Linked DNA regions of Mus musculus: all the other regions are linked to region 3. The links are chromatin loops, found by intact Hi-C in ENCODE. Cell type or tissue: heart. All regions are shown on one strand. Region 1 holds the start of Gm33348 (a long non-coding RNA gene). Region 2 has its middle 57 kb from the start of Gm4872. Region 3 has its middle 99 kb from the start of Tril. Region 4 has its middle 4.3 kb from the start of Gm4872. Region 5 overlaps Creb5 (cAMP responsive element binding protein 5).

Region 1 (5,000 bases), 450 kb after region 3:
GTCGGGTATAACAGGAATGCTGTGAGTTCCTTGGCTTGGTTCATAGCCTTTCTGCTATGTCGAATGAGATATCTTTAACTGAGAAGGGCATGTTCTTCAAACAAGGAAGTACTGGAGTGGCCTTAATTTAAACCTGACCTTACTAGGTCTGATTTGCAGCACATAATAGAAAAGGTCAAAGTTATGGGCTAAGGTGTCATCTGTGGGCAGCAGATTTCGTCACCCAGAACGCAATCCACTTCCTAAAATTAAAAAAAAAAAAAAAATGAAGGTTTGACTGGATGATCTACAAGATCATCCTCTACTGCAACTCTAAAATTCTATAAAATATCTTTGCCATCATCTAGCCTGCATGAATCTTAGATCATCATGGAAATATTGAGCTGCCATCAGTCGAGGCCAAAAGTGAATTAGAAAGGGCCGATAGTAAAACTCTAGAGAGGACCTGGGAGATAAAATGCCACAGGACCCTGGGCTCTGAGAAGCAAGGCCATTGACTGCCAAAGGAACTTCCATCCAGGGAGAGTGAAGAACTAGAGAAGCCAAGCACCGAGTCCCAGAAGTTGAGATATTTTGGCTGCTCTGACCAAGAAGAGCAAGAGAGGGACTCACTGACAAGCCTAGAAGAACCTCATGAGAAAGGAGGATGGTCTCTATGCAGGCCCTGTCCAGCAAAACAAAAGCAAGAAGCAAGTCCAAGGACCATGAAAATAAACAGGTACCACAGTACATGGAAGGCAAAGAGCATTGTTACAGATGACTGTCACAAAGGGGGTCTGAAGGTGGATGGCTGCCCAGCAGAACCCAGCAGACCTGGCTCCACAGCAAAATTCCTAGAAACAAAGGCTTCAGTGAGTAACTCTTTGGTGGCAGCTTGACTTAGTCTCATTTACCTCAAGCTATAGTGATATTGAAAAGCACACACATATTTTGAATGCTGATTTTATTTGTTCACATGAATACTTTCCAGTAGATCCATCCTATGGCACAAGATGGGTCAAATCTGATGAAATAAACAGAGAGAAAAAAAATTAAAACATTCAATGAATTCCTCCATGCCAGATATTGCGCTAGGCTCCTTAGATGAAAATCGCCTCTAAAAAGTGGCTGCTTTCTTTTTATAATGCCTAACTTCTGAGAGATCACATACACTATACTTAGTACAAACTGCAGGAGCTGTGAAGTCCACACTGTAACCCGTATGAAGTAGATTCATTCACTAAATTTGAAATGGATTAGGAAGCAGGTTGGTCATACAAGGGTAGTTATTTTATACTCCAAATAATGCTTAACTGTAAAGAAAAATCTTGCAACAACTGTCTGTATAAAATCAGTAAGACCCCGAGGGAAGTTTTCTTTGCCCATTTTTCAAAAATTAAACCTGCAAATCCATGTTATCAGTGAAGACTTAAAAATTCCGTCAGCATAAAGCAAACAACGCAGGAAGGACTTGGCAAGTTGTCTCCAACCCATCCTTCAAAGAGTTAAAAATGCACCAGGAAAGCCGAAGCCAAATCGCAAACTTGACCTGAACTCTGTTGTCAATCGCCAGGGAAAGCATTCCAGACTCTAAAAAACTGTTTGATTTTTTTTTTTTCCTTCCTAGCATCAAGAAAGGGCTGGAGGGCTTAGAGGGCTCCTGGCATGTAAATTGTAGCCATCAGGAGAAAGCTCCACTGTACTATGAAGTGACGCTTTTATTTTCCCACATGGGCAGAGTCCGGTGGGATGGAGAACTCTGGCTTGAAATCAGCCAAGTGACAGAGGGAATAAAGAGCCTTTTGCCAAACCCGAGATTAAAGGTAATCAAGGGAGAAGTGTCTGCCAGTTATCTGAAAGAATTTGTAAGCAATAGATGCAGGATGGTAGAGCCGCCCAAAGGAAAGATTTCTTTTCTCTGCTGTTTTGGGGAGGCAATCAGCAGGATATTTCATTTCTGGCTTGGGAAGGTTCCTAAGTGTCTGTCTAAGAAGGCTGAAATGTTTCCGTGAGGGTTTACCGGTAAGCATTTAGAGCGGTATAGAATTATGCGCTGTTTTATGACCATGCTTCACAGTAGAATAGAGCACCATCTCCCCCAAGCCTTCACACAGCAGAGCAATTAATTAACTTATCTCCACCAACTCTGTTCTCACTGAAACTTATTAAAAGCCTGATTCATCAGCAAAGCCCCAGGCAATCATCAATTGCCTCATAATAATACAAAAGAAAAATAAGCTACGGCTATGTTCCCACTAAATACCCTAGGAAGCCCTCTCTGCCCTTTGTCTTTGTTTGAAAATATCTCTATTAAGAGTTAAAAAAAAAAAAAAAAAGACCCTCCTTGACATGAAATATGTTATGGCAAGGAACTATGGGAGTAAATTACTGAGCCTCCAGGATAGCAGATTAAGACGAGTTGCTGGACTTTCTCAAAGACACACAAATCATTCAACATGAAGCACAACGGGGCATACAGTGTGTTATCGATGCCACGTTCCAAGCACCATTGTTAATACATACCAGAAGAGGAATTGTTCTTTAAATAATAAAAGGGGGGAGGGGAGGGAGCCAGCAGATTTCTTTGTCAAATAAGCCAGCAAAGAGATGCTGGGTTTAAAAGTATTAAATAGCTTAATAGATTATTGGTCTGCTTAGAGTTTAAGTTTAAATTCAACTCCCAAATATCCACCTAATGACTTGTAAGCAGAAGCTGTATCTATGAACTCCTCTTCACCACGATTAGAATGGTTGACCATGTCAATAGCGCCCTCTTCAGGAAGTTGGAAACCTAGGCCTTCCTTAAATTAAGGGGCGGGGGGGGGGGGGTTAAGACGAGCGAACTCCATCTGAAAACTAGGTTAATTTAAAGAAATATCTGGAATGCTCATGATGTCTCAACTTCACAAGGAGTTTAGGATTCTTCGTCAGTTATTCAAAAGAAACCACATTCTGTCACGCTAGGTTATTGAATATTTTGTGTGCATGCTTTTTTGGCGCGGGGGGGGGGCAGTATTTGGTCTATTAATATCGGGTTGTTTGAGAAGGAGGTATTGAACGTCCTAAGTTGTGTTTAAATATATTACCTAAAATATCAAGTTGCTTCACCTGTGCTAAGATTTTTCTAGTTACAACATTATCCAGGACTTCTTAGATTCCTTTTAAAATGCAATCAGGTTCGCGTCTTTGAGGATTCCTAACTAATGTGTGTGAATGTGTTTCCAGCTGTTTTCCTGGTGTGCTGTACCTGAGAACATCCTGAAACTTTTCGTGTTGTAACGATGCCAGTCCTGCAGTCTCCTGTCTACTTACAACAGGTAGTTTGCTCGGCGTGCTCAGAGCTTACAAATTCCGATGCAGAAGCCGGAAGGAACTTGAAGAAGGTTCCTGCTAAGTGTTTGACCCACTGTCACCACAGCCTTAAAAATCAAAGATGCAGGCTTCTTGTCTCAGGGCTGTAACACACCAAATGACCTTGTGGCAGGGATTTAATCTCACCTTATTTTATCGAGTTATCAGGATTTGGAGGAAATTTACTTCCAATTTCTGAAACACCTCAAGAGTTATGAGGAGCGACACAACAAATGTCAGCTCCCAGAAGCAAGACATTACCCTCCCAGGGGATGGATGAAGGATGCAAAGTCGGTCTGAGCTGGGCTTGAGTCTGTGTCCCTTTGCCCTTCTTCCCTCTTACAATCAGCTTTTCTGGGTCTTGGCTTTTTCATTAGCACAATTAATGATAAACTTCTGTTTGAATAAAGATTTAGCCTAGGTGCCTGTAGGACTGGGTGAAATATAATAAACATCTTTTTAATAGCTAGGCTGATGATAAGGTAAACAAATGGTTGAGCTGAAAAGAGCTGGGAATCAGGTGTTGAGATGCACCCATGCCTTCCCTGTGGGCATTTGCCAATCTTGATAACTGAGAGGCTTGGATTTTAATGGCCACACTGGGGCCTAAGCAGTATAGGGGATTGGAGCTGAGACCTCACAGAGATCCAGAATAGTAAAGGAGTACACCTTCCTCAGGGACCACAGAGAACTAATGCCGGCAATGTGCATTGCCCCTGGGTTCTGTGTCAGAATACTACGACTTCTCCAGAAATCCTGGTTAGAAAAGTCTACACTCCAACTGATACTATCTTCAAACTCAGCAAAATATGGATCCAGAGGAGCCTCAGTGGGAAAGGAGCTGTAAGGGGGCCTTGCCATAAACAAGCTCTGTCTTAAGGACACCCCTTCAATTCAGGTCTTGGAGGATTTCGCCACAAGAAGGGAAAGAAAACCTGGAAATCCCAAAGCACAAAATAGAACCAGTCAGCAGGGACGACGACAGCTGCATATGGCCATCGGGAATTTTAAATATTGGGATGGGAGACACAGATAAAGTCACCAGGTGTAACGTGTTAGTGGAATTATAATGAGGTTTTTTTTTTTCTCGAAATGAGAATGTTACCTGATACTTTAAAAACAAGTAGTAAGATACTTCCAAAACTCACTAGATATTAAAAATAACAGCACCAATAAAATAAAAAACTAAAATCAAATGTTTTAAAAACAGGTTCCCTCGATAGATTATAAAAACTAAAGAGAGAACTGGTAAAATTTGAGAGATGACATTGAAGGAGTAAACCAAACTAGTGGGAATGAAACAGAGCAAAAAAAAAAAAAAAAAAAAAAAAAAAAAAAAAAAAAAAACCCAAAAAACAAAAAAAACAAAAACAAAAACAAAAAAACCACTGACTAAAAACACTTAAAAAACACTATAAAGAAGCACTTAATAGAAAGACAGGGTAGGTAATAAATTAATAAAGGCCAGATGGAGTTTGAAAAGAAATTTAGATAATATCGTAGTGGTAGGATACATAGTGTGAGAGCAGATGGAAGATAAGAAATTTCAGAGTCAAGAACCAAGAGTTTTGAGGAAAATAGAACATGAGAGACAGAATCCTAGGCCAAGCACACTAAGTGGCAACACCAAGGAAAGTTGTGGGGTTCTGGGTACCTAGTGTCACACCTAA
Region 2 (5,000 bases), 560 kb after region 3:
CTCTCTTTTCAACAATTGTTGAATAGGAGAAACACAGCAGAATTCTAATTTATAACTCACCACATAAAGACCCAGGGCCAACAGCATCAGCATCACCTAGAACATGAACTAAACGATCTTAGTGGAACTGAAACTGCAGGATTTCAATGCTGGTCCCATTGACTTAGAAACTGTCTGGCAACATCCGCAGAGGATGTACTTGATCATGAATGCTCAGTGCAGCGATTGTTTCCTAGTGGGTTTTGCTCTATCACTTCAGTTAAAACCTATGGATGTTGGTCCTCCTGTGGACACGCCTTCCATCTAGTGTGATTATTGAAAACGAATACTTCTCTGATCTCATAACAACCTAAACAGTTCCCCATCAAAACAGAACCTGGAGCAACAAAGCAGAGATTCTCAAATCTGTCTGCACATTAGAATCATCTAGAGAGCATTTCAAAGAACAAAACTGAGACCACGCTGAAACTCATGGAAGTAGGAGCTCCAGAGGAGCAGGGGTCCTCAAATTCTGCATGTGTCTGAATCCCCAAAGGGTTTGCTAACACACCACAGAGTGAGCCTCGGACCCAGTCTCTCAGTAGGGTAAGTGCAGAGCCTGAGAACCTGTGCCCATGTGCGCGTGCAGGTGATGCTCACTGGTGGTTATCTGTGGATCACATTTTGAGAAACACTATTCAATGAGCTAATCTTGGATGGTGGAATTTTCCAGAAACCCTTAAAGAGAACTGAGCATGTAGTCTTATTTTATAGCTGCTATTCTAAATAAAGAGGAGAGGAGTCTTTAAAATAATCAGCTTGAGTCCTATCTTTCTTGTAAAATCTGTGTCGTCATAGTAAATTATACTCAGCTAATTTCTTATAGACCATCCACAGCTCCATTCCTTGGTGTGGAGAGCCGTGAGCAATTGCCATCACGAGCCTCCGCTGTGCCTAACTGGTAAACAAGTAATGTGCGCAGGTGCAAGAGTAAATTCATGCCAAGTCACTGCCCATCCCGGGGTGTAGTAGTGGGGTGATGAGTGAGCAGCTAATCAGGAGCTGACACGTCACATGGAGGGGTATATAAGCAGCATCATTTTCCTTGTTCGGGGTTGTTCTTCTTTCGCCTATGCAATCAATGCTCTCCCAATAAACGTGTGCAGAAGGATCCTGTTGCAGCGTCGTTCTTCCTGGCCAGTTGAGTGCGTGCAAAACCTTGGCAAACCAAATATTGAGTGGGGGTTTTACTCAAATTTGCATTCATTTTGACCAGTATGTGGACCTCTAAGCTGCAGCCATTTTTTAAAATTATATATCTTTTTTGAACCCCTAGATACCAACCACCAGGGTTAGCACACAGACATGTTTAGTAAGTGTACAATCAGATCTAGCCATAATCCTTCCAATACCAGCCACCTGAAACTGGGAAATTATGCAGTTAAGAAATTACACAATTACCTGAAGTCTTCATTTCTCACCAAGCTGCCCTCCCTTTACAACATGGAAATATAGTAAAACTTCTGAGAGTGTCCACAAATATTAGACAGGAAAATTATCTCCTTACAGTCTAGTCATTCAGCTGATAAATACGATATTCTCACTGGGAGCATTTGGGAAGCATGTTCCAAGCCATCCCAGAGAGCTAAGGGCTGGGGAAGGTGAGCTGCCCTCCCGGGTCATGGAAAGGAAACACTTCAGAGTAAAAACAAAATAGAAAAGAGAGCATAAAAAACAAAATGGATAGCGGATATAACAGAGATAACAAATATATGTCAGAAACATGGACTTAGAGGGATCAGAAGTGACTGAATAATTGTATTTTTAGCTACCCAAATCCTGGCGATACCAATTCTGGACTGATTATTATGTAATATGTACACTTGACTTGAAGGTAATTGTGTCGATCAAACTTATTACCAAAGCCTATGTGTTAGTCTATTCTGGCTATGATGCTTCCACTTCCGGAACACAGTGTGACAAGACTGAAAATGTGCCTATTTAACACAGAGGAAGTGTTAAGCAAAGTACACTGGGGTCTTTTTGTTTCCCTTACATGAGGATTGAACCTAACATTACTGCCAGGTAAGTGTCCTCCCTTCAAACTATATTCCCAACCCATTCTGTATTTTTATTTTGAGGCAGGGTTTCCCCATTGCTCCCGCTGAGCTTTGAACTTGCTCTGTAGCCTCCTCACCTTTCTCATTGCTGTGACAGAAGCAACTTAAAAGGGAAGGATGTATTGTGGTTCACAGTTAAAGGGAACTGCTCTCATGATGGGAGATGCCCAAGGCAGGAGACAAGGCTTGGCTCTCGCTGCTGCTCACACTGTCTGCAGTCAGGAAGCAGATAGTGGGTGCACATGCTCAGCTTGCTCTCTTAGCCAGCCAGGACCTTACCCTATGATAGGCCAGGAAAACCTTGAAAGTATGGTCTTTCTGTCTCGGACTCCCGCTGGCATTGCATACCGGAACTTCTAGACAAGGCTTCCCAGTGTCCTTAGGTGATATGAACCCACATCACCCTTTCTTTCTCACTGAACTTTCTGTGGGGTGGAACTGTTCTGTCTGTCTTATATGAGAGCTACCATATCGGCCTTCTCATGCTCAAAATAGGGATACAGTAAATGAGAGTCTGAAGTTTTAATTCACCGAATGTTAATTAACTTAAAACAGCTACACGCAGCAGGTACCTACCATTCTACAGCCCCAGGAATGGAGAACAGGGACAGAGCACATTCGCTGCTTTTTTTTTTTTTTCTATCCACAAGTTCACGACCATACCCAAAACCCACCTCAGGCTTCATTCACTACTTGGAATTCTCAGATCAAAAAAGAAGATAAGCTTTAAAAGGGAGGTGGGGGAGGGGGGCTCGAGTTAATTTTGTATAATCACAACAGAAAGACTTCCAGAGTGAAATCCACACTCTTTGAAAAGCCACAGACTTCCTCCGTTTTGTAAACAGTCCTGAAGAGAAAGCGATCGGGATGGGCAGCGGCGGAGGCAGTGTTTATAGATCCCGGTCTAAAAGGGGCTACTTTAGAGGTCCGATCTCTACAGACTTCCAATTGTGCCACCCAGTGGCAACATGCTTGGTTGAATTTCTGACTGCATCAGGATCATTTTAGCCAACGAAGGGCAAAAAGTACCCTACCCTGGCAGGAGGCAAAGTGTAACAGTCAGGGGTGGGAGTGGTGGCAGGAATGAAGTGGGGGTTGGGGGAGGGACTGATAACAGGATGGACTGACTAATCTGCTCATTCACAATCACTTCCTGCTTTTTTCTTCCAACCCGTTTAAGTAGAAACCCAAAACAGCAACAATCCATTTGGCGGGTTATTGTGTTTCAAATTCGAGAAGTTTCTCCCTGAATGTCTTTGGCCCAATCTATTTACATTACCAGCAAGCGTCTTCCACTCATCAGATTCTATGTGAAGGTGTTGGATGAGTTCAGTTGCCTTTGATGAAGACTTTTTAAAGAATAGAAGGTTTAGTGAGCCAGAAACATTTGGAAACATCATTTTCTGAGGATTTAGAAACACTTCGACATGAAATTAAATGCAGATGTATAATTTGAAAGCTCATGAATCACCAGCTTATGTACATTTATAATTACACTAAGCCAATGTATTCCAAAACCCACATTAGTGTCTGGCTCTTGTAGCTAATCCTCTGGAAAAGAATGTGAATGTGTTCCACTCACTATATCCTCAATACCCGTCAGTGACTGACCAATGTTCAAATCCCTCAGATAGAATGGAGAAGTATTTGGATACGATCTATGAAAGTACTGCAGTATACTTTAAATCATGTCTAGAGTATTTATAATGTAGAATACTCTGGGAGCGCGATGGGGACTGTTCTTATGCAGCGCTATTTGGAGAATAAGGACAAGAACAAGAGTCTGTCCATGCTCAGGACGAAAGCTTTCCTCGCCCCTCCCCCATAAAAATTTCCATCTGCAGTTGATTGAGACATGGGTGTAGAACCCAGGCTATGAAGGGCCAGCCATGTTGCATTTTACTTAGAATATACTGCCATAGAATTGGTGGTAGACCCGATTACATCTCCCAGTGTCTGGGTTTTTCCTCACCGGGTTGGAGTTGGGGGTGAGGGATGCTCAGTGTAAACTGCAGGCGACTCCTTTTGGATACAGGTCCTAAGGGAGCAAGGAGAGGAGCAAGAGTAACGGAGTATGACTGTACCATTCCCAAGCCGCTGTCATTTCAACGATCAGACAGCAGGCCTCTGCCTGCTGTGACTCGGGAGGGCCACTAAGTTTGGTGGAGAACCTTCTGGACGGTCAAGATTTCCCACAGTGTAACTCCGCGTGTCATATTGAAGTGGCAGAAGCTGCCACTCTTCCCTGGATCATACCCAGAAAGCTGAGGAAATTGTGGGACTTTCAAGCGGCCTGACTGACATGAGTTGACATTTCTGCGGGCAGTTCTGACCGAATAAGAAAGCCTGAAGAAACAGGAAGTTTTAGTGGAGACTCAGGAGCAGCATTTTGTATTGAGACCTACACTAAATAAGCAACAGGAGGCTATTGGTCACTCCCTGCCATTGGCCGACAAGACCCCCATAGTCCAGGCTCACTAGCATTGTGCCAGAGGATGGTCCCATAGCAGACTGGATGGACACTGGATTCAGTCCTTTGTTGGCATCACCACTGGTTGCCTTAGAGTCCTGGCAGATGATTTAGACTCTGTGGCGATCTAATGGGAGTCTAGGATCTCACAGAAGGTACAACACTAGGAGATGTAAGGAGGGAGACTTTTGTCCACTGTAATTATACACCAATTCTGAGCTTAGGTGAAGGACCTACCTAACTGTGGGTCCCTTAGCTCTAGAGTCCACATTTGTGAGCTCAGTGAATTCCAGTCCAAAAGCATTTGAAACAATATCTTACGGGTTCTAATAAGCACATGCTGACTCTCTTACGATGATTCTCTAAGCAACATAGTAGCACAAAGCTTTACAGATAATTTGTATTTCATTGCTATCATTCATTGTCTGGGG
Region 3 (5,000 bases):
TTCATTGAAAGCCGGGCCAAGGCAGGCAGCTCTTATCATAGCTAGTTTCCCTTCATAAGAAGCACTGAAACCAATACATCAAAGATATTCTCCATTTGAGTGGTGTGTACACCTCTTCTAATTCTTTTCTGTTTGAAATATCTTGTGAATCAAGAATGTGCTACATGACTGTATTGTGGAGGGGATAATCTATGTCAACAAACCCAAAGAAGGCATGGGAAGATTGGGAAGACTGGGAAGACGGGCTGGCAGTGGGGCAGGAAAGCATTCCAGAAACCACTGACACATAAAAACCTTAACTTAGCTTTAATTGACCACTTGCGATTATATACACTTATGAGCTGTAATGCCAGCTGCCCATACATCTACACATCCTGGAAACGTTCAATTGGGTTAATCAGCATACCTAAAACCTCACATAGCCATTCTCTGTGTGTGTTAAGAACATTTTAAAGCCTATCATTCCAGAATTTTGAATTTTTCCATATTGTTATTAGCTATAAGGAAGGTGCTATGCCCTCTCTAACTCCCAACCCTTAGTAGCAACTATCCAACTCCCAATGTCCCTAAGTTCAACATTGATGACATGCAGTCTGTGTCTCTTGTGTCCTCTGAACACTTTGCTTCATACGCCTTCCTGGTTCATCTGCACTGTTGGAAATGACACCAGAATACCAGCCTGCCTTCAAAAGAAGGAAATTCTGCCACTGGTGCTTTTAAGGCAGAAGAAGGTGGCTCTAGGAATGTGAGGGAGAGAGCGGAGATGGAGGCAGGGTTTGATGAGGAGGTCCTCTCTCTCTCTCTGGTGTGAGATTTGTGAAAACTGAAAGGAGCACAGAGCACAGGAGGAGGGGTGCCAGATACTCTACAGCCAACCCTTAAACCTCCGAGGCCAGCCACATGCAGAGGTGGGCAGGGCCAGCCTGGAGCCTCTGCTATTCTTGGCAAAGGTTCTGTGGAGATCGGTTTCTGGAATAGGTCCTGAGGAGGACCAGTCTCTGGTATCATTAATCCAGCAATAGCCTTCTGGGCAGGCACCAGGTTGGCATCAAGGGAAAGAGGATGCTGAGTTCTTCTGGTGATTTTTTCATGATGGTGATATGTTTCCCTTCTGTACAAATGTCTACTCAAGAAAATGGCTGGTTCAGGAAAACTGTCCTCACAACCCACAAGGGAACAGGAGTTATCAGAGACTGCTCATCTCCCAAGAAGCATGACACATTGGGGCAGGAGGATGGGTAGTTGAGAAGCCTCCTTCAAAATCATGGAACGTACAATAGAGAGAGTCATTTCCAAAGGGCTGAGGAGAAACTGGGAAAGAGCCCAAAGGAAGATGTGGAGATCAAGTAAGAACTCCATGGAGAACTCAACTGGATTCCCGTGGAAGGGAGCATTAGGAACAATCCATTTGCATACCATGGTGACAGCAAAACAGATTTAGGGACTGGCTACAGAGTGAGGCAAGACAGGGACTCGTGACACGTGTGTCAATTGGAATGCTCTTTTATTGCTGTTGGTGTCTTTGGTGCGGTAAGTCACGGACACAAGGAGGTGATGTGAGAGATGGGATGAGGTCTTATACTTGACTCCCAGGTTGGCCTAGAACCAGTGGTCTTGCTACTCACAAAGGAGGCTCCTTCCCCCCCCCCCCACCCCATTCTGGCTTGCTTTGCTGTTGCCAACTTTCTACAGCTCTGATCCGTTATCGGCAAGTGTCATCCCTTTGCCATACATAGAAACAGTGAGTGCAAAGAAAATGCACTGTGTGGGCAGATGACTCAGAAAGCTTGACCGTGGGGTAAACAAACATTCTATCTCCAGTGATGATAGACTGAAGGCCCTCAGGGCAGGCTGCTGTCTGCTGCCTCCACAGGCACCTCCTCTTACTGTATCCTTGCATAGCTCCACGCATGCCACCAGCACACACAACAAACCATCAATTAAAGATGGCTTCTGGCCCAGGTTTGAAAACTACCCTGTTGCCCTATAGAGCTCTATGTGTTCACTCCTGCCCTCTCCTCTTCCACTCAGTGCCCAATTTCTTGTCTCTACCCAGCTGGGATTACTGAATCCCAGATAAATGAACAATCCAGTCATCTGGCCCTTGGCGGCACCAACAGACAATCAGAACAGTTGTCTGGTACTCTGCTGGTACTCTGGATTCCCTTCATGCTGCTCCTGATGTCTGCTGAGTGAGTTTTGTCAGGTAATGTTCAACCATAACTATAGGAAGAGGCACGCTAGGAGAAATGGACTTGCCCTATGCCTAAACTGCATGAGCAGTGCTGAACTTCATTGTGCAACCTCAGGAAGGAAGATGGGAGGCAGAGAGACTCGGGAAGTTGAAGCTAGTGCCCACCTATGGAGATCTTGTCTCTGTCCTCTCTGGAAGCCTCAAGCCTGCTTCGACCAGTCTTCCAGTTGATATAGGCCCACTCACATGATCCAGTGTAATCGCCGTTACTTAAATGCAGATGATAGTGACTTCAATAGCATCCGCAAGTGGCTTCACAAGTAACCTCTTTAGAGTCTGATGGGCCAAGGGGACTTTAGCTTGTTCTATTGATACATCAAAAGATGTACCAGGGGTAAATATAAACAAAAGAATAGGTAGATCATGTGGTGGTCTGCAGGTGTGGGGAGGGGGCGAGGCAGGGGAGCAGGTCAGTACTAGAAGGCAGGAAACTGCCAGGTTCTGTTTGGAGTTGGAGGTGCAGTATCATCTAAGACTATTGGGGTAGATTGTGGCCTGAGGCTTTGCGATGTTGAAACACTCAGGTAAGAACAGAGCCCAGTTAGTCGGTCCTGCAGGGTCAAACTCAACAGACAGCATCCCTTCTGTCCCTGCACGCACCTTACAAGGGGTGCAGTTTCCCATGGCGTCGCCAGAGGGCGCCCGAATTGAGGAAACGACCTTAGGAGGTACCCAACAGGTGACCTTCAGGCAGTGATTTCCCTACCCTAGGACACTTACACAGGCTGTCTCTTTAACCTAAAGGCTTCAGTGACTGCAGTCAGAGAATGGCTGGTGCACACACTTTCCTCTGCCGGGGAGAGGCTGGTGGCTGGGAGATGGTCCCAAGGCAGGCTGCCCAAGAGGATATCTGGAGACACTCACCAACCTCCTCTGAGCCTGGATCGGTTCTCCCACTGTCCCGAGGTTTGGAAAAGTATATTGAAACAGGAATGGAACGCAGAACTAGCGTCAACAGTCACCTGGGAAACAGCCCCATTGGTCCAGGCTTCCCTTTCCAAATTCTGGAAAGGTCTGCCACTCTCCTCTACAAAATAGTCGTCTCAATAGCAGCCTCTTCCATCTATAAAATTAGGATCCCAAGACAAGAAACAAATCGTTTTTATTTGTCCCCCTGAATTTTGAGATTTAAAAGGATTCATAATATCACGTGCCTCTCACTTCTCTTTAAACGTGCAGTGTCTGATGGAACACCTTTAAAGGCATTATGGGTTTTCAAGGAAAGAAAAGCCACTACAGGACTTCTATCAAGATTTTCACATAGTGACATTATTTTAAAGCAAGGACAGAAGAAGGCTGGTATGGCTTTTTTTTACATCCCCCAAAGGTGGGCAGTGAGCAAGATGGGGTATAAGAGACAGAAGTAATGAGCGTCTCTGCATTTATTATATGCACTCTGAGAAGTCTAAATTGTGCCCAAAAGGGGCATTTAGACACTCAGAGAGACTGAGCAATAAACACAATTCATACTTAAATACAGCAAAGGTCAGGGAAGGAAGCCCCGTCCTTCTCTTCTCTTCAGATGTGGGTCCAGCTCATGTGTGGGTTTGGAAAACCATGACAGGAACGGGGGTCTGGGAGCCGTCTTGCTGTCAAGAGGTTTCTTGAGTTTCCTTAAGACACTCAGCCTGGATTCATTACGCCTTGTCACAGAATAAAGAGAATTAAATATTTTTCTAAGGCTGCAACTAATCCTAGAACTCAAACACGGAGAGGGGGTCCCACATATGAAAAGTTTGTGACATTTTTATTGGAAATGTGCAGAGATGTTGTGTTTAAATCCTCAAGATGAGGAAAATGACTTTTTTTAAAGAAAAAAAAATCCCAAATGATTTTCATTCGTCTGTCCCCAGACCTCTCCTAGCAGACTCAATTAAATAACATAATATCTTTTTTGAGTCATTTAGAAAAATATTTATATACCAGTGAAAGCAGGGAGAAGCTTTTAAAGATCTTACTAACTGTATGGTAGGATATGGGCAAATCTTGTATTTATGGTGTTTTTTCCACACTAAGCGTTTTTCCTCCCTTTACAGGCACGGGCACAGGCTCTCATTTATTTGCAATCAGTGTGTTCCACAGTCCACAAAGAAACTTTTTTTTTTTTTTTAGAGCAAAACTTGCCCTAATGAAATTCAGTAATTCTTTATAAAAAGAAAAAAGGATCTTTTATATGCATTTTATACGCACGGAATATATAAGTGTGGTGTGTACCTGGTAAGACTGATTTCTGCTGACTCTGTAATACAGGTAAATCAACACGGTCCAAGGCACATTATGGGCCACAATTTATTGGGTTTTTATCTTCAGGTAAAGACTTCTATTAAGAATATACAAGTGTCTGCATACCTAGCCTGCCTTGTTTTTCACAGGGGTGTATACATAATCTCTTTTTAAATTTGCTTAATCAAAGCTTGCTATATTGAATACATTTAATTGGAATCCAGTGGTTAAAATATAAAAATTTACTGCTGTAGAAAAGTTTTGATTAGTACTTTCCATTAGTGAGTGTTGTTGATAAACCCTCCAACTGCACATTTGCATCCAGACAACTGACTTGGCCTTCAACTCCACAAATACATTATTTCCCATAAATATTCTTAATGAAAGAGCTGGTCTGTTTCAGAGGAAGTAAAGGCAGTGAAGAATTTTACATAATTGGGGGGGGGGGTGAAGGTACCAACCTTGATAAACACATGCATGGGGGCCTGGGAGGGTGAATTATTAGGTGTGGAAAATAGAGTCT
Region 4 (5,000 bases), 500 kb after region 3:
TGTGTGTGTGTGTGAGTGTGTGTGTGTGTGTGTGTGTGTGAGTGTGTGTGTGTGTGTGTGTGAGTGTGTGTGTGTGAGTGTGTGTGTGTGTGTGTGTGAGTGTGTGTGTGTGTGTGAGTGTGAGTGTGAGTGTGTGTGTGTGTGTGAGTGTGTGTGTGTGCATACCACACACACACAGGAAGAGAGGGGGTATTCTTTTTTATAAACAAGAAAGCTGGCATTCAGAGAAAGCACAAGACTTGTTGGAGCCTAGTACTGCACTGGCACAAGAGAAGTGTTTCTCAACCTTCCTAACGCTGTCACCCTTTAGTACAGTTCCTCGTGCTGTGTAAAATTAGTTTTGTTTTACTTCATAACTGTAATTTTGCTACTACTATGAATCATAATGTAAATATCCGAATTGTAGGATATCTGATACCCTATCCCAGAAGGGACCCACAGGGTGAGAATCACTGAACTAGAGGCTTCATTCTCTTCTGAGTCCATATCCTCTGCTTAAGTCACATTATCTCGAGCCATGCTTTGTTCCTGCTCTGTGGCATGAGAGGCTGAACGGATAGCTGGCCATCCAACCCATACCCAAACGTGGGGCCTGACCAATGCTCACGAGTTTCAACTTGTGAGACTCCAAACTAGGGCAGCATTTCAGTCTGCACTGGACTCTGTTTTCCCATAGGCTCCTTGGCCAGAGCCCTCTGGTCAGAGCCCCGTGTGCGGCATGAGCTTTCAAGCCAGGTGGGCAATCCAGAACAGACCATTCCCTCACGGATCCCAGCCCTTCCTCACTCAGGATGGAGGGCCCTGCTAACAAATGGTTTGAATTACAGGGAATCTGAATGTGTTCCCTTGTCTTGGACAGAGTTGTTGCAATTATGAAATAACCCCATTTTTAAAAGTGTGTTGTCCATATGCCGTTACAGCTGAATCTTTTCATGAGCAACAGACGCCTGGCCATTTCATGCAGAGTCACACCCCACATGCTAAGCGGACGGACATAATCAGGGGAAGGATTCTGAAGTGCGGGGGAAGCTATTGCACGGAATGTCAAGCCTGAAACTCGGCCTGGCCCTGGGGTGTGTGGGGGGCATATTGGCTTTATTCAGAAAAGAAACAACAGCTGTGCAGTGATTGGATAAGAATTAGAAAAATCTCACAATTGCCAAGGTGAACCAAACATTATGATGTAGTGCTGACACTGAGACAAGCTTTGCTAGGCGTTCCCACTACTGACTCGCTCCATTTTTTTTTTCTTAAGGGAAAACTTTCCTGGTGTAAGAACTTTCTATCCTTGGATTCAATGTAAACACCTCCCTCCATCTTGCTTTCTGACTGGAATTGAATCAACGGCCCCCAAACTGTGCAGAAGTGGGCGAATCACTTTGCAAACCAGTTAGCAAAGACATCTGCTCTGGTATGAGGTGAATGGAACGAAAGGCAAATATCCCAATAGAGGAACAGTAATTGACGGACCAAAACTGTACCCTAGGAGAGCTTGAGAACTTTTTTTTTTCAAATTAAAACTGGATGTTTGCATATTCTGAGCCAATTTGGCTGTTTGGCTATTAATATGGTGTTATGAGGCTCCAAGGCCGTGATGGACAACCTTTGCTGGAACGAACTGAGAGAAATAAACCACAGATATTCAAAGAGGCCCCTTAACTTTCCTCTGTCTATCTCCCTTGGCTCTCACTGCTTTATTCACTGAGCCTCTTGCCTATAACGGCCCAGCCATCTTCTCCCACTATAGAATCCCGGGATAACTGGTTTCTAAAATGGGAAATATGTGAATGTCTTTTGCCAGTCCCTGCCATTTTATCTGTCCTTCAAGGCTTATCCTGGGGACATAACATGATCATTTTCCCCCTTTCCTATGGACCAAAGTTCTAATCTCTGCGCTCTACCACTTATGGCCCTTGGGCACTGACACCCCTAGGCTGTAGCTTACAGTAAGTTGTGCACTTTAGTGGGACACATTCTCTAGATCCCATTTTCTCCAGCTGCTAAAAAAAAAAAAAAAAAAGGCCCTCAGCTGCTCACCATCTTCAAGAATTGTTTCTGTTAGAAAAAGGTACATGGCACAAAGTCATACACACATGTGTCAGCAGCTGGCATCCCAGCTTGATTCATACAGGCCAAAGGCCTGAAGTGTTCGCCACCCCATTTACGCCCAAACTCAGCAAGGTCTGAGGGATTCTCTCATGTTTTCTCATGGGATCAGATAAGGCCTTTATGGGAATAGTACTATGTTTCTGTCCCCCCACCCACCCCCCCACGTTGTCATGATGAAGCCCTAATTCCTGTTGAGAAGTAGATATTGTTTATAAATCACCCAGTTCAAGGCATTTTGTTACAGCAGCCCAAGCAGATTAAGAAAGCTAAGCACCGTCTCTCCGCTCATCCTGTGTCCTGACACTTCTTCCTTAAAGTGTCCTTCTCAAGAGTTTTTTTTCCCCTGCGTAAAGCTTCCATCTCAGAATCTGCTTCCTGGAACCTGGCCCGTGCCACTCACCCAGCCCTCTAGTGCCCCCATCTGGTTATGCCAGTTCTGCTCTGGATCCGACTGGAGCTTAAACAGACAGATGCTGAGTTCTGCTAGGATGATCTCCCAACCTCTCCCCAGCCTTCTTTGAAGACGAGCCCCAGACATGATGCCTGCTCAGTACTGAGCCATGTTACCTATTCACAAGGTTCTGGCTGCTGGCGGAGGACCTGGGGAAACCCTGCTCTACCCTTTCTTCACCAAGCATCAGCAGTTGTGTGCTCCTGATGTGCTCCTATGGACTGACTGTGTGCTGCTGTCGTCTTTTGTTCCTCAATAGAGTACCCCATTCTTTCATTGGGTTGAAACTCTTCAATGAGCAGGACCAATTCCTCTGCCTCTCCTCACCTGCCTGGCCCTCCTTGGCCCTAACAGTAAGCTATGCCCAAGCTTGTGTCTGAATAACTCTGCCCCCAACTACATTTACTGAAAAAGAGTCACTGGTTTCTAGTGGCCTTGTCCATACATACATTTGTAACGTGTCTTGTCATCAATTCCAACTCAAAGGCCACTTCCTGCACACAACTTTTCCACCCTGACTCTTCATTCTCAGAAAAAAAGGGGAAGTAGACACAGTCTGGTGAGTGTGACTTCAGTCTCTCATAGCTCCCAGAGCGGAACATGGAACAGACAATCAATGGCAAGAGATCCTTGCTACAGTGATATGCAGATCCCCCTGGCATAAGACTTGGGGGCAATTCAGTGTGAACTAACAAATAGCTGTAGAGAACCATTCATACGCACACCAAGCACTGTGCTATGACAGAAAGTGTAAGAAAAAAGAACCCTTTCCAGAATGGCCTACAAAAATCCCATGTTTTATTTGGGAGATGAAGGAAAGCTATCCCCAGGGAATACAGTATCTGCCAGGAAGCAGAACTCCTGAGTAACCCAGTGCAGCTCTCTCCTTGATTAGTCAACGGAGCATCCGACAGAGCAGAAAGCAAAATGCTTCCATACTGGCCATGGATGACTGCAATGGTACAGTAAATTAAAATAATAGGAGGAAATATAAGTTTCCTAAAAATAAAAGAGGTACATGTGAAATATCAAATTTCCAAAATTTAAGGGAAAATCAAAAGCATGGGGAAAATATTTATGAGGAAGTCCAATGTCAAAGCAGAACAAGATCATGCCCACCTCTGAGGACAGTCACGTGTATAAAAATGTCAGGTGGATTCTTTAAAGAATACATGTAATTAGTGGCAGGTTAGAATGCAAGTTAAGATCAGAGTTTTAATTAATGGCAGAATCAAAATGAAAACTAGTAGTCTGCTATTAAAAAAAAAAGACTAATAACTAGCCTGCAAGGCTAACAAGATAACCACGTTAAAATAAGTGCAGCGTTCAAGTCAAAATTCGTAACAAGCTCACTATATTGGCAAGGCCAGATTTATGGTTCCGTGTGTCAAAATGGCTATTCCATTTGAAGAGGGACATTAGCATCCATCAATAGGAGATTGGTTAAATAAATTACAGTAATCCACACAATGGAAACCAGGCAGCTATTAAAATGATGATGGGTAGCTACTTTTATTGACATGGAGAGATGTCTATGACAAGTTAGCTAATGAGGAAAGCAAGTAGGGGTCCTGAGTGGTCTGCATAATCCTATCCAGTTAACACAAAGTCATGGATCTATGTTTTAATATTTCTAAAATGCTTATTTCAGGGCCAGCAATGGCTCAGTCAGTAAGCCTGATGACCTGAATTCCATTCCTGAATCCACATGGCAAAAGCGCGCGCACGCGCACACACACACACACACACACACACACAGTAAGTTCTAAAAAAAAAAAAAAACAGAAAGGAAAAACCATAATCATTATTGCTAAGCTGAGACTGTAGGACATGGGAATGGGTTGGGTGGCTCAGGAGGATTTGGTAGGAGGTCCGCAGAGACAGGAGGATGGGATGGATGTCTACATAGTTGTCAGTGCTTAGGAGCTTCCCTCTGGCAGCAAGCTCAGAGTCACCGTGGCCAGGCTAGTACAAACCAGTCATCAGCCTACTTGCTCAGAATGCAGATGCTGAGCCTTTGGAGGTTAGAGGTCCACATCAAAGCTTGGGATAGGCCATGCTCTCTTCTGGTGCTCTGAGGGAAACCTCCTCGTTGTGACCATAGCTGTGGGCATCCCTTGGCATTTCGCAGTTTTCTTTATTGCGGCTCATGTTTCCAGCCTCTGCCTCCATCTTTACGTGGCCTTTGCCTTTGGTTCAAATCTTCCTCCGCCATCCCCATATAGAGATGCTTGTTCCACAGACTTAGATTATATTTGAACAATCCAGGATGACATCGCCTCAAAATCGTTAATTACATCTGCAATGATGTTTTGTCCAAGTTAAGTTCCATTGAAGGTCTTAGCTGCTCATACCTTTCAGGAAGACATTGTTCCAACCACTGTCAATGGCTAAGGTGACAATGAGGTACATATGAAGTATAGTCTTCTTAAAATGTAGT
Region 5 (5,000 bases), 180 kb after region 3:
ACACCAAGGGGTGTGGTAGTGGTGGGGTGGTGGTAGTAAGGAGGAAGAGTGCAGACACAGGGCAGGGGAGGGGTGGGACCACTAAGGAGAAATGCAGCTTTAACACCACTGCCAGGGCTTGTCCCAGTGAGCCCTGGCTTGGTCCTTGAATCCTTCTTGACCCAATAGGTTATATTTTGAAAGCAATTGTCCAGAGATATTCCTTTGAAAGTTTGAACTTGTCACCTGCTTCTCCAATCTATACCAAGAAAACCTTTTCACCACCATATCCAGTATACACTTCGTCCCTTCATACAAATAGCTGGTGTGAGTATGGCTTTTGGTGCCATACAGATGGATAAATGTGTTCTCAGAAGGGATAATGTGTGTCTGGGATCCGGTCTGCACAGAAAGGTATTCCATTATTTGCAAAGCTCGCTCTTGAACAAGCCCCTCCCCCTTGTTTTCTTCCCTTCACAAAGGCCTTGTGTGTATCCTTGGGTTGACTACTACTGTCAGATATTTTAAACAAAACAAAACAAAAGCCAGGCATGGGGTACGAGGTCAGTCAATTGCTTTGGTATAGCCATGGAGAAGTACACTGTAAACAGTCACTCTGGACTAAATGTTGTGACTCCCATGGTGAGGGAAGGCATGGGTGGGCAGATGCTCATTCCTTGGAGGGTCCTCCCGGTCACCCACCCCTTGGCTCCTTCTTGTAGCCAGAGAACATGATCAGAAGCTCCTTTGAGGACTCAGGTGAAAATTCAACACTATACCGACTCGCCGTGGTGGGATAGCACTTCCCATTGTACACAGCGGATCCAGGCCCTGGCTGTTTATCCACTATGCTGCCATGGGAATCATTGCAGGGGAAATAGCTCAGGGAAAAGGACGAGGTGCAGAGGAATGGGAATGATGGACTTTGGGTGTTAAGGAAGCCACACACGGTGATGCTGCAGCCAGGGTACCTTTGACTTTGGAAATTATGAATTCTAAGCTCATGACACTCAGTTTTATTTTTTAAGTAGGTACAATGATGAATGATGGTCTTAAGACTCAATAGGAAGCAATTCATTTTTGACACTGTAAGTTTAGCCAACTTCCCATGACTGAGGTCATGGGCCCTAGAGAAGAATCTATTGCCACCACTCTCCAAAAGCTAGGCAACTTCTCACTGCATTCTGAGTACTTACTCTCATCCTCACAGGCAAGTACACTTCCCACTGCTCATCAAAGCTTTGCTTGACACCATGGAGACACCCTCAACCGACATATCTACAATACAGCTCCTAACCTAAGACCCAGGGAACATTGCAGAAGAGGGAGTAGAGAGATTCTAAGAGCCAAAAGATGAAGACATCTTCTGAGAGATAGTGTCTTCTTATAACAGGCAAGCTGCACACATGAAATCTCAGTAGCACAGCTGCCTAAACAAGACCTGAGCAATGACAACAGTAGATATGCCAAAGTGCAAAGGGAAATCTCACAAGGCTCCACCCCTAGATGAAGAACGATAGGTGATTAGTGACTTCTAAGAGGGGGAGGAATCAGTCTTCCCCAGTGATGACCCCTTTAATTGGCTTTCCAGTAGCAAGTGGTCTGCCCTAAATACATATACATAGGTGACACTATGGATCCTGCAGGTTGCACTGAGAGAGAGAGAGAGAGAGGGAGAGGGAGAGGGAGAGAGAGAGAATTAAAGAAAAAGAGATAGTAAGACATAAATAATAATAAATCATAATTTACCCATTAAAAGGAGCACAATGATTGTCTCATCAAACTTTCTCTTGCCTTCCCCTTTTTAACATTTTTGTTTCTGTTTTTAGCTGAAAAAAATTTTAAATATAATTTGTGTTCAATTCAAGGCTTGCTTTTATTAATAATTCCTTTTTGGCATTCTCATGAGTAAATGTTCAATTTCTATGTGACCACCCGCAGAGGGACACAGTGGGCTGTTTTCGATAAATACCTGAACATATTTCTATAGCTTCCTTTATTCAATGGAAATATCAATTAACTTAGTTTCTGATACTAAAACCAGTTTTAGAATGTGTTAACACACTGTTGGTTTACTAGGGCTCATTGGAAGCCAGGCTGTTACTATGTCTACAGTCTTTGCACAAAGCTGGGTGGCTGAGGACATCTAGAGCTCCCAAAGAGCACTGAGTGCAGAACAAAGGGAGAATACCCATGGACTCAGCTCCAAATACGGCTATCACAACAATGAAAAGCACACGCATCACCGAAGCATGGCTATCACAAAATACTGTTATCCAAATACGGTTATCACAAAAAATGAAAACCACAGGCATTACTGAAGCATGCACTCTTTTTACTAAGATTGTTATTTATTATTGTTTTATTATTATTATTATTAATTTAATGTGTGTGTGAGAGAGAGAGAGAGAGAGAGAGAGAGAGAGAGAGAGAGAGAGAGACAGACAGACAGTCTTGTGAGACCATGCCTGTCCTGTAGATGACAGAAAAGGACATCAGATATCACGTTCCATGGAGCTAGAGTTACAGGCAACTGTGTGTGCCTCAGGCTGAGACTGGGACTTGTGTACTTGGGTGTTCTGGGATAGCAGGAAGCGTTCCTATCTTTCCAGTCATCTCTCCATGTCCAACTCTTTTCTATGTTAAATATGGAGATGGTTTATCAAGTGCAATGCATGCACATGTACATGTCTAGTAGGTTTGACCGTCTGCCAGTAATTCCAAAGGTGAAGGCAGAGACAATGGCTCCCTGTCACAAATGGGCTAGCTAGACTGGTCCCATTGGCAAGCCCTGGATTCACTGAGAAACCTGGCCTCAACGAATAATGTAGGGAGCTATCATGGAAGACTCCTGGCATCAGCCATGAGGTTCCACATGTATGCTCACAAATACACACACACACACACACACACACACACACACACACACCCAGCCCACATACACGCAAGAAAGAAACTAACAAAATTTACCCTCTTAATCATTTCAAATGTTCAAGTTAACAGAAACCTTTCTGCCACTTTTGACTGAAAGCCTTTTTGTTTTAACCTCTCAGACAGGCAACATATTTAAAGAGTAATATAATAAAAACTTGTGTGGTCACCACTCAAACTCATCAACAAAATGTTACCAGCAAGAACCCCTCCGATGTCTCCTTTTGACGACTCCTCCATCCGCTGTGCTGTTTGCTTATACTGGAGACAGTAAAACCCAGTGACCCTTTAGTTCAAGATGGTATTGCTTCTGAACTATCTCATCTCCTCAGATCATTCCTCGTCCCAATTCTACAAAGTACAAGATAGAGTACAGCAGAGGAAAAGGAACTGTCTGGGTCGGCAGATGCCTCATTTGCAGGGACCTCTCCCATGCGACAACTTCCAGTCTATGATGCTGTTGTGTACTGACAATTCATAATATATTTATAAGCACTCCACAATACGTAATAAATCGCGGTGTATTGATTTAAACAATGCCATTTGCAAGCCTCAAAGTGCTGTCCTGTGTTACACACATAGAGGAGTTGAACCACTTTGCCAGCCACTGACAGGGAGAAGCATCTCTGTTAGGGGCCCTGGCTAGTCAGGTAGTATCAGCAAAATGCAATACACTGAGGCCCGCCGTCGGGGAGTGAGTTTGCACGGATGCATTAGAACCTTGGCTATTTGTTTGGGGGACTATGTATGATAAGAAGGCTTTTAACAGTCAGGAAGAGAGAAGATCTTTGATTTGTGCAAATCTGTCCTCTTATTAGAGGATTCCTGTATCTCTAATTTTACAATAGTAATGTCATTGGAAATGTAAAACAGGATTCAGTGCAGCAAAGGCAAGCAAAGAAAAAAAAATCCATAAGCCTCTACCACAGACTCTAGTGGAAGGAGCCTGTCTGTTTCATTCAAATGTATTTGGTTTCAACAGATATTCAGATGGTCAGGGATGGGACTTTTAAAACTCAGCCTAAAGGCAATAGTCTGCTAGAGCCAGTTACACCAACTGTGAAAGATCTGCTCTCTCTCTCTCTCTCTCTCTCTCTCTCTCTCTCTCTCTCTCCACACACACACACACACACACCCTGTGACTGACCCCCCCTCCGTGTGTGTGTGTGTGTACATGCCCTACCACTGTGCCACTCCTCCAACCTACAAGCAGTTACTGAACTGTTGGTGACTTGAAATGGACTAAGGTTGGTGCACTCACACATGACACTGAACAAACCCTGAAGATCAAGCTTCACCCCCTGCTGTCCCCCAGAAGTTGGCTTTATAGCAGACACACCCTTAGCAGGACAGTCTCTGCAGGTGACTCTAATCTTTCTTTAAATCATTTGCCTTACACACAGTACTGATTGCATAAGGACGTTTTCATGCATGTCCTCTCTCCCGTATTGAATCTGCTTCTTCACTGGACTCAGAATTGTCCTTTGAACAGATAACGGTGTGGGAAAACGTCACTGTAGCAACAGGTAAAGGTGAGACTGTATTTAGTATGCTCACCTGAAGAGGGGAAATGCATATTTTCTCAAATTGTCGGATGTGAAATGGCTAGCATAGACACAGTTACTTCTAAAGAAGTAATTTAAATGTATAATGAATGTTTTCCACCATGCTCAGCCAGGCTCGGTCAGGCAGCACTCCTCTTTCAAGAAGGACGTCTAAAAGGCCATGGTGGCAAGCACCGCCACACCTCAGAACTGTTTCTCTTCCCAAGAAACACAGGTACCTCAAAAGCCCACCACCCAAAGATGCTTCAAGGGGCAAAAGAACACAAACACTTATAAAGTGTCCTCACAAATACAGCTGGTCTACCTTTAGACCGGCAACCACAGCTTAACTAGTCAGAGAAGCCATTGCAGACACACGTCATTGCTGAAGAAGTGCCTTCATCTCCTGATGGAAAGGGATGTTCTCTGTCCAGTGTTGACATTTTATATGGAAACGCTCCAAGGTAATCACTCCAACTCCTGGCCAAACCAAACACAACTTCTGATTCCTCTTCCTAATCTCACTTCTTCTGAATTTTAGTTTCA

The links. Peaks named below come from ENCODE experiments on the same cell type or tissue, not always from the same donor. Only the 100,000 strongest peaks of a DNase experiment are listed, where the experiment ranks them.
Region 1: it touches region 3 in a loop (9-fold over the local background); 13 of 42 quality-filtered maps call a loop at or near these places.
Region 2: a loop joins it to region 3, with 9 times the contacts of the local background. A loop is called at or near these places in 11 of 42 quality-filtered maps.
Region 4: a loop joins it to region 3, with 10 times the contacts of the local background. A loop is called at or near these places in 13 of 42 quality-filtered maps.
Region 5: a loop joins it to region 3, with 10 times the contacts of the local background. A loop is called at or near these places in 8 of 42 quality-filtered maps.

What each region holds. Positions count from the first base shown.
Region 1 is chr6:53,264,984-53,269,983 of GRCm38, reverse strand. It overlaps Gm33348 (a long non-coding RNA gene), which reads left to right and starts at 1,751. Exons shown (of 3, transcript XR_377682.1): 1 at 1,751-1,802; 2 at 3,205-3,296. In heart, a CTCF peak has its summit at 2,751 (motif pointing left); no DNase peak of the experiment used is centred here.
Region 2 is chr6:53,162,742-53,167,741 of GRCm38, reverse strand. No RefSeq gene overlaps it. Among named protein-coding and RNA genes, the nearest start is that of Gm4872, 57 kb to the left of the region's middle. In heart, a CTCF peak has its summit at 3,048 (motif pointing left); no DNase peak of the experiment used is centred here; H3K4me3 peaks cover 690 bases; H3K27me3 peaks cover 249 bases.
Region 3 is chr6:53,719,718-53,724,717 of GRCm38, reverse strand. No RefSeq gene overlaps it. Among named protein-coding and RNA genes, the nearest start is that of Tril, 99 kb to the left of the region's middle. In heart, no CTCF peak of the experiment used is centred here; a DNase peak (open chromatin) is centred at 2,877; H3K27me3 peaks cover 797 bases.
Region 4 is chr6:53,214,961-53,219,960 of GRCm38, reverse strand. No RefSeq gene overlaps it. Among named protein-coding and RNA genes, the nearest start is that of Gm4872, 4.3 kb to the left of the region's middle. In heart, a CTCF peak has its summit at 2,525 (motif pointing left); a DNase peak (open chromatin) is centred at 1,020.
Region 5 is chr6:53,539,119-53,544,118 of GRCm38, reverse strand. All of the region lies in intron 5 of Creb5 (cAMP responsive element binding protein 5), which reads right to left. Among named protein-coding and RNA genes, the nearest start is that of Gm38814, 48 kb to the right of the region's middle. In heart, a CTCF peak has its summit at 2,145; no DNase peak of the experiment used is centred here.